Linked DNA regions of Homo sapiens: region 1 is linked to region 2. A link is a loop called in an ENCODE intact Hi-C map of the cell type or tissue named here. Cell type or tissue: GM12878. All regions are shown on one strand.

Region 1 (5,000 bases), 130 kb before region 2:
TAAATCAGCCTAATCTTCTAAAGAAGTTAGCTGTTCATAGAGATTAAGCCCTAGATCAAGCCTGTCCAACCTGTTGCCTGGGACGGCTTTGAATGTGGCCCACAAAAATTCACAAACTTTCTTAAAACATTATGAGATTTTTTTGCAATTTTTAAAAAGCCCATCAGGTATCTTTAGTGTTAGTGTATTTTATGTGTGGCTCAAGACAATTCTTCTTCCAGGGAAGCCAAAAGTTTAGATATCCCTGCCCTAGATGGCTCCAGTAATTAGACTAAAAAAGTCTGGTAAGAAATACATACTCTTAAGGCCGGGTGCAGTGGCTCACACGTATAATCCCAGCACTTTGGGAGGCCGAGGTGGGTGGATCACCTGAGGCCAGGAGTTCAAGACCAGCCTGGCCAACATGGTGAAACTCTGTCTCTACTAAAAATACAAAAATTAGCCAGGTGTGATGGCGGGCGCCTGTATTCCCAGTTACTCAGGAGGCTGAGGCAGGAGAATTGCTTGAACCCAGGAGGCAGAGGTTGCACTGAGCCGAGATCACGCCACTGCACTCCAGCCTGGGTGACAGAGTGAGACTCTGTAACAACAACAACAACAATAAAAGAAATATATACTCTTGAAATAATGTCAGGAGACTAGGCCCATATATCATAGTGACAGACAATAGATTAGGGACCAGGACATCCAAAAATTTAAAAATACATAATTTTCAAAAAGATGTCAATTTTCATAAACTTGAAAGCTAAAACATTTATTATACAACAGGATTCATCCTGTGATGCTCAGTGTCATCTGTTAGAATCACCATAGCCTTTATAATCACACCTAAGATACAGATCCAGGGTCATGTAGCCAATAACTCAGAATCTGCACCCTTGACTTGTGTGAGACCATTATTTTTCTTCTGGGTCTGGCAAGATCAACAGAACTCTAAGAATAACCAAAAATGGGAGCACTAGCAATGTGTCAAAATAAGTCTAAAAATAAGAAACACGATTAAACCCATTTTAGAATTTTGATAACTAGCTTTAATGTAAAGGTATTAAGTTTTGTACTTACTGTTTTTGTACATGAATTGCTGTTTAACATGCTCGATATATTCAGAAGAATCAACCATACTAAATTTGTAACTACAGTTAAAATTACTTGAGGGAATTTAATTAATGAAATGTATAATCAGCATCTGAACAAAAATTGGTTTTCAAAGCTTTTATCAGATATAGGAATTTAATAAATTGGACCTTAAACCAAGTACCATAGTAGTATATATTTCTCTTCTTGAATAAAAACCCTTTGTTGTAATTGTTGTTGGTTCTCTAGAGAGAAGATGTTAAACTTAAAACCAACATCTACTCATAAAATTTAACTTGCTTTTCAAATCCTTTTTCTTCTGGTTTTAAGAAGCTGCAGCAGTGAAACCTAACCAGCATTATGACTCATCACACTGTGACTCCTCATCGTGTCCACCACCATCCCTTGGTTATGTAATTTCAGTCATTGCTGAAATGAAAGCAGAGGACCTCAAGCACAGTGAACAAGTTGGCTGTGCAGGAGCAGGAGCAGAATTGTCTTTTTCAGTATTAGACTTGCAACTTGACCCTCTACTTTGTTCATAGGATCTTAGATAATGGCCCGAAGCCAAAAAAAAAAAAAAAAAGGCATAAAATGAAACTTTTGAAATATTGGTCATGGATATTTGTTGTTTTGTCTTTCTTTGCCCCTTCTTTTGGGGTAACCCTTCTTTCTTCTATTTCACCCATGTGCTTCTTGTGGGAGCTAGACTTATAGCTCCTTACTTCTCCCCTCCAGGAATGGGCCTGTGTCACGTGAGGCACCACAGTTTTGCACCTTCTTGATCACAAAAATTCATTGAAGGAGGGAGGGCTGCTATATATAATAAAGCTGTAGGAGAAGTTTTCCTCCCAATCCCCAACCTCCACTTGGTCTTGATGGTTGAAAAGTGTGATCCCGGATGATGACAATGTGCATGATCTCTGACTCATGCAGAAGCTGATCCATGGTGGAATAAAGGGTGATGCAGAGAGAAGGAAGGCGGGAGCTGGAGAAGCAGGATGCTGTCAGTATTTCAGTCTCTGCTCCTAGCTCCTGAAGTCTCAGGAGCTGTCCTCATTCTTCTAGCACTATTCCAGTTTGGCGAGTATGCTAGCTGTTATGTCTCATATCTAAACCCACCCATCCTATTTTGTCCTACTTTGTGATAATGGATCTGGACTTTTCAGAATAGCTATTTTTCTTTGCCAGGTGGCTTGATGTTAGTCTCAGCCAATAGGTGGTGCTAAAGGGAGATAGCAAGACTGGGGAAGGAAGAAGGGGCTTTTCTTCTCCCTCTTCTTGTTGCCCTTCTAACAACAATATAGGGTGGATACTCTTATTCCCGTTGTGCGCATGGGAAAGTAAATCTAAGAACAATGAAATAACTTGCTCATGATCACACAATAGTAAATGGTGAAGGATTCTTTAACCCAAATATGCCTGTCATCGAAGTTCAGCTTTTTTCCATTTAGCTGTACTGTTTCTATGGGCAATAAAAGCTCACTGGGAAGATTTTTATTTGTATATATTGTATACAAATATATTGTATTACTTGTAAATATTGTCCATTGCACCTCAAATCAGTGGTGTGCTAGAGCTGGCTTGTGTAAATTCATAGGAGACAATTTTCCATAACTTTTCCCAATTTTGATCAGTGATGTATTGTTGGTAGCTTGAAATTAACTGGAGCAGGAGTATTTATACTGTGAAAATGGGCAAACACTATAAATCAGTTTTCTTCTCTGTAAAACTGGCTGTTAAGATATACCAACACACCACTGCTCCAAACTCTTGGATTTTTTAATGTACTTAAATATATAGACCAATTATTTTTTCCCCACTCATTTTGCTTTCTTGCAAATTGAATTGTTTATCATTTTTGATTCAATACTTGAAAACTCTTCCAGAATAGTTAAATTGCATGAATCCACATGGTATTCTTATAGATGAGCCAATTTTTTAAGGAAAATAAAGTTAAAATATTAATCAAGAGCCATATTTTCTCTTCAAGTACAGTTTCATTGCTATTATTTGTTTTGATTATAAATCATTCTTACTAATTATATATGAATTTTATATCACTTTTCCTAGAGTTTGTTAGATAAATTCAGATTTATCTGGATTGCTGTTGCTATCCTTTCTCTTTTTTGCTTCAAGTATATATGTACATACTTATTTTTAGTGACTAGGATTATATTTACTTTTCCTCACTAATTTCTTATTTAAGCTTATTAAGTATATATATATTAAGTATATAGTTCATATGTTCTCTAATGAGACTCATGTTCACTCTGGCATTTTTTATTGGCTTATTATATGTTTTGTTCAAACATTTATTTATTGTCAGGAAAGAAGTCCCATGCTCATAATGGACATCAAGGAGTAAACCTTCTGCAACTCCTTAAATGCCAAAGCTAGATAATAATCTAAATGAGGCAGTTTGTTATTTACAGCACAGCAAGAGCATCAACAGGGCAGTACCGGTTTCCTTGGCCCCAAATCCAACAGGCCACGCAATGAGCCCAGTGGGCAGCGGTTGGTGTTGCAGAAGAGGAACACAGGGCCAAGGACTCAGCACCTTTTATAGCAAGCAGGAAGCGAGCCAGATCCTTCTCCCACTTGGGGAGCAACAAGACACAACATAATCACATTGTGGTTGCCTTGACTACTTTATTTGCCTGTGTGATTAACTATGGAAACTGCTCAGCATTAGAGGACAGCCAGGCCTTGGCACAGTAGGCAAGGACATGAAGAGACCCTCAGGGCCCATGGTAGACTGCCTTTCTCAACAATCTACTCATTGGCCTTATATATTCCTGGCCAAACTCAAATTTTTCACATTAGAGATACTATCAACAAAATGTTGGTCAGCAGGATGAAGCCCATCTGCCGTATTGGCCTTAGCCATATACCATAGCATCCCTGGCTCAGCCTACTTAATAAGTCCCAGGGGGAACAAGCAGTTCTCATTTCAGATAACCATTTAGCTTCATTTCCTATGACATAGAGTGTTCCATATGACTAGCGTTAATCCAAACACAACACAGGGCGTAGGTGACTATGCACGCTCTTCCATATTCAGCCAGGATGCAGTCTAAGGGGCAGTCTCTTATCCATTATGATCCACACAAGGGAGTTTTCACTGGCCTGATGATCTTCTAGGGTTTGTGCTGTTTCATTAGCTGTAGTAACTGAGTTTAAGGATGGGTTCCTGATGACTGCCTCTCTGAATTTCACTCCTAGGGAACAGTACCTAAACTGCTGTATGGAATAAGGAGTCAGTATATTCCTGGTACAGCAGCCCTCTTTATTCTGTGTCTTCATAAAAGAAATGTAGAGCAAGGGGTGGTGTCAGTGTCAATAATTACAGAAGACAATAAATGGGCCAAAAATTAACCTCTTTCTCCAGTGGCAGATGTTCCATGGCCTACTCTCCTTCACATGTAAACATATGACTCATAAAGGCACAGGTCACTCCAATTCAGGATTTGTTCTTTAACTTGACTGGGATCACTGTTACATGGGTTTGGTTAAGTTTCATGGGCACGGTCACCATGTAGTTACAGACTGGATTGCCATATGTGGCATAACCCAAAGTTGCTTGGGCCTTAGGAGACACACATGAGTTCTTACCAGTCATATTGAAATAAGGTGTGACAGTCCATGTGTTTGTCATTTGGGAGAGAAGAGGTCCACATTTGGAGCTGTTCACAAAAGTGTGAAACACAGCAAAAAAATTATTGGATAGTCATGCCCACATGAATTTTTCTGTTCTCATAGCATGTGGAAGATGACAACAAACCCAGTAGTGAGTCATATTGCTGGCACAGCTGCTGCTTGACTCAAGAAGACCATATGATTGTTGCCAGGTGGGGCTAGATCTAGGGGACAAGTGAGGGACATTAAATGTTCTTTCCTCTCAACATTTCTCAGGGTCTAAGATC
Region 2 (5,000 bases):
TCTTCCAAGACTTGTTTGCCATTCAGCAACCCAGGCTACTAGTACTCTCTTGTTTAGGAAGCCCTAACCATACAGAAACAGAAAAATAATAGTTGCTTCTTGACACTAACGAGCTTATAGTGCAACTTAAATATCACAGGTGGTTCAGGATTGAGTATAATCAAAACATTAAAATGAATCTTTTGTTCCATTAAGAAGACTTTGCATGTGAAGAAAGTTTTGCTGCAGATGCTGAGAAATTCTACTGTTGCAAATCTACTGTATTTTTCTAGGAAGCTCATGCTCCTACCCTCTGCAATGACAATTTCATCCTCTCTCTCTCTCTCCTAAGACTTTCCATCTAGCACCACCCACCATTTTATCTAGTGACCTTATCTCATATATCACTAATGAAAATTCAAGCCATTAATAGTGTACATCCTCATCCTGCCTGGAAATCCTGCCATTTCCAAATAAACTCATATATTTTCCCTTTCACCTATCTCTCCTTTCTCTGCTACTGCAGCTAATTCACTACATATTCTCTGAATCCCTTTCATTTTGATTATCCTAAGGACATTCCTTCTTCAGGAGTCTTCTCTCTTTTTGGCATATTCAACTTTTTTCTCTCTAATACTTCATTCCAGTCACATACCATTCATCATTGATATTATATCCCCCTTCAATTACCATTACTCTTTGTTTAACTTCTCAGAAATGTTATCTATACATTCTATTTCCATACCTATATCTCTTTTTTGAAGCCTTCAAGTCATTCCATTCTTGCTTATCTTCATAAACAGCAAATGTTTCTTCCAAGGTCACTGGACACTTTCATTTTCCAAATGAAAGTTCTTATTCTGTATGATCTACCAGTAGCTCTCATCAAAGTTAATGTTTCCATCTTTGAACCATCTCCTAGGTGTCCAGTGACCTTATTGGATATCACTTATCTGTCATCTTTCCTTATCTCCTCCTACTAGACTTTAAAACTGGACTTCTATAAAACTTGGTACAGAACCACATTCTCTTGCTCTTCCTATCTCGAGATAATTTTATTAATTGTCAGGGCTCTAGATATCATTGGTATTTTGACAAATTATCTTCATTGAAGGTATCTCCTTGATGCTGTGTATCTTCACTTTGATATTTTATATTCACTTGAAATGTTTCCTGTTTCATCTTTATGTGGGTATTTTATAAATGCCTTCCCTCCCATCCCTGCCAACTGTTCCTCCTCCAATCTTCTCCAACACAGAAAATAATCCACCCAGCTGCTCAAGAAAGAATCCTGAGCATACCTCAAGTCATGATTATTTAATCTGAGTTTCTCCTAAGGATTTATTGTATATGCATGAAAGACAATAAATAATGTGCTTAGAACAATTTCCAAGTGATTAATTATGGCTGCATGTCAAATACAGAATAAAATGACGAAAGTCATACTTCAGTGGTCATTGTCACTATTAATACCTTAACACCTTTTTGCTTTTATGCAGAGCTGCATCCACTAAAATAAGTTAATATTCTACCTTTACAGACCCCTTTGGTAGAAAAAGCAGGTTCACAAGCCTATCTGGGGCTTACCCATATAATGACTTCTCTAAAATATCACTAATCAAAGGTATTATGCTTTCCTGACAGTTAGGATTCAAAGTGGTAAGATTTTCCTTACCTTAAAAATAAACATATGCCAGAGAGTGCAATGGCAGACAAGTCCAAAGTCAGGTTACATATATGTAATTATATATTTACAAAATCTTTTCATTAACCCATCGAGAAGAACCACATATTATTTACTACAGATAATAAAAAACATCTCAGGGGTTCATCAGTGTTGGAACACCAGTGGTTTTTTTTTTTTTTTTTTTTTTTTTGACCCTAGACAATATGTTGCCTCTGAATTATTTTGAAGACCAGGCTGTTTATTTACACCAAGAAAATTGGGACATTTTAACTATATCAGAACTTGGCAAAAATTTTGAAATAATACATGAGATTGGACTTAAGCAGTACTTATGGTAGTAATTTTAATTTTTAAGTTCTATTTCAATAGTGAAGAAAGTCTGTTAACTTTTTTAAATAATGCCTATGTTAACAAATAAGAGTTTCAGTGCTTATATCTTGCATGCAAAGTGTAAGATGCCTTCTCCCCTCCTATTTAATTTTTGAAGAACTTCTGGTTTTTAAAAAGAGAATTTAAAAAATCAAAATTGTGGACATAAGTAATGTGTGACTTCTCAGTAGTCAATCCATTAAAATCCACCTAGAATTTTAACAAGGATTTCAGTTTAGTAAACATTTATTAAGCATCTCCCATTAACTAGCACTGAAAAAGGTAACCTCACAATGTCAGTGTTAATAGCATGCATGATACAGCCCACCTGCTGGCTTTCTTGGCAGGCATTGCTAATTTTTAACTAGAGTCTTCACAATTCAGCTGCAGGTTTTTTGTTTTGTTTTGCTTTCCCTAGTCAGTTTCAATATAGGTCACTTTCATGCCAGACACATATTTACCATTTCAGTGTTAGCAGTAGCAAGATCTGTGAAGAATCTGAGATTTTATCTTACTTGAAAACTAATAGATTATCCTGTTAGCAGTTCATGGATGTGAGACATGAGACTCCTGGGTCAGAAACAAGGACTTTATTACTCATGGCATAGCAAGTAGGCTGAACATCAGCATATTTTATATTGGTTCCCTGAGACCGAATCCCCACGAGGCATTGTGAATAGGGCCAGATGATACCTACACATGTGGTTGGTTGTGTTAGAACAGAAGAACCCTGAGTTTAGGGAACCCAAAACTTTTATAATGAGAAACCAGCATGCCTGCCCTTTGCTTCAGATGGAGACACTATTTCTATCTTTCAAGGTTGTTTCTACGTAAAAATTCTTGAAAAGATATTCTGTAACAGGGTCAGTCTGTACCTCTGCTCGTAAGACAAGTAGAAGCCCAGAATACTCAGGCAGAATTATCCCCCACAAGCAGATAGAACATTTTACCTCTTTAAATGAGACAGGAATAATATAGGGTGGTCACAGGAGAATAAAAACTTCCAGGTGGCAGTTTCACGTAACTAGAGGCTACAGGCTCATAATACCCTGAAAAGCAGGGTGTGGACCAAGCTGGCTAAGACTGACTGGACCCAACATGGTGCTTGATTTGACTTAGGTTTCACCTAGGACCTCAGTATATGTTCATTAACATACTAAATCAGATACCCAACAGCGCCATGACAGTTCTGAGAATACCTATAGTTAGTGTTAAAATGGGTGGCACTACAGTTCTGAGAAATCTCTACCTTTTCCCAGGAATCTTCACGAATATCTTACCCCTTGGTTAAAGAAACCCATAAAGGTAGCAGCTCCAAACCCTTCTGTGAGTGACTCTCTCCTGCATATGCCTGCACTCCCTTTCTTGAGTATGTACTTTTTGCTTTGCAATAAATCTCTGTACTTCCACTCTTTTCTAACTCATTTTTGAATTCCTTTTCACAATAGTGTCAAGAGCCTGGACACTAGCTGGGGGTAAAGATCCCAGAAGCATTTGGGGACCTTCCCCAGCTCACCAGTATCCAGTGTGAAGGCTAATCTCAGGATTTAATCCTCAACATATGTCATTCATTCTTCAGAAATAAGTAAGGTGATTGAAATTGTTTCAACTTAGCAGATGAATTAATCAAGTCATTTCTGCATACAACTAAGAACCAATCTAAGCAACTAATTTAATGTGAACTAATCAAAGTTAATAATCTTTAGTTTTCTGTTGGTATACAGGTACTGTATATCTAGATTAGGGTCAGGTATCTTTATGGTATTAAAGAAATTAATCAGTATAAAGATCATTTTAACAGCTTCGTTTATTCTCTGTGCTGACCAGTCCTGCTATTAAATATAGAGATCAGTTTTGTTCCCTTCAGATATTTATTTGTTCTCTGCAGATTATTTCTCTTTAGACATTATATTTATTTAGTATTTTAAAAATATTTTTATAGATATTTTCCAATATACACAAAAGTAGAGAGAAGAGTATAATGAACCATATGTGTACATCACCCAGGTTAGTCAATTATTAACTCATGGCCAATCTCATTTTTCTCTCTTTCTCTACTACTCACTTCCCCTGGACTACTTTAAGAAATCTCAGACATTGTATCAATGTATTTGGGTGAATTATTTTCAAGATAAGGCATTTCTGCTCTTCTTCTCTTTTTTGCCTATTCATTCTGATAAGTTTATTCTTGTGTGTGTGCCTATTTGGAAATTTGCTTACACAAATTGTATGTTTGAATCTTGTTTGGGTCCTTGACATGCAGGTATACTATGCTGTATTTCTGTTTTGTTTTTATTCTTTAACAGTAGTTTCTTTATTTTTATCTATGAAAATGTAAGTCTCAATATGATCAAATTTGGGCACCGAGGGAAGAACTTCTGTGGCTTGATTTCTTTTCCTTTTCCTTTCTTTCTTTCTTTCTTTCTTTCTTTTTTTTTATAAAGACAAATCCTATTTTGGGTTAATTTCCTTTTAACTAATCAAAAATGTTCATATGCCTTCTTCATATATTCACTCATAAGATATGTGGCTATGAAATGACTTTAGATTTGCTAGAACAACTTGTATATGTACAAATTCCTATATACTCCTCTAACTGATCATTTCATCCAAGCTATGAATCATTCTTCTTGTTTTCCTGCAAGCCTTTCCAGTTTATCTACAGCTTTACAAATGAGTTGCCAGAAGATGAAAGAAGAGCTTAGGCTCCAAAATAGAGCTGGCCCCATACTGTGTAGAGACCCAAGTTTATATGCGGAGAAAGAAAATTGGTTGCTAGTAGAGCTTCCAATTTGGTAGAACTCTCCAAATTCATATCTCAAACATACAAAGTAGGGTTTCCTTTAAACTTGATAGGATTCTCTTAGGAGACAATGATTTGTCTATTACTATTTAGGTGCTAATTCTTAACATATGTACATTACCTTAAATTTATGGTTCAGATACTCTAGCTTCGTAATGGATA

Evidence for each region. Hi-C counts contacts between places; a loop is a spot of excess contacts. Peaks named below come from ENCODE experiments on the same cell type or tissue, not always from the same donor. Only the 100,000 strongest peaks of a DNase experiment are listed, where the experiment ranks them.
Region 1: a loop joins it to region 2, with 2.4 times the contacts of the local background. A loop is called at or near these places in 1 of 110 quality-filtered maps.

Annotation. Positions count from the first base shown.
Region 1 is chr13:46,960,457-46,965,456 of GRCh38, forward strand. No RefSeq gene overlaps it. Among named protein-coding and RNA genes, the nearest start is that of HTR2A, 66 kb to the left of the region's middle. In GM12878, a CTCF peak has its summit at 2,298 (motif pointing right); a DNase peak (open chromatin) is centred at 1,485.
Region 2 is chr13:47,092,526-47,097,525 of GRCh38, forward strand. No RefSeq gene overlaps it. Among named protein-coding and RNA genes, the nearest start is that of HTR2A, 200 kb to the left of the region's middle. In GM12878, no CTCF peak of the experiment used is centred here; a DNase peak (open chromatin) is centred at 2,446.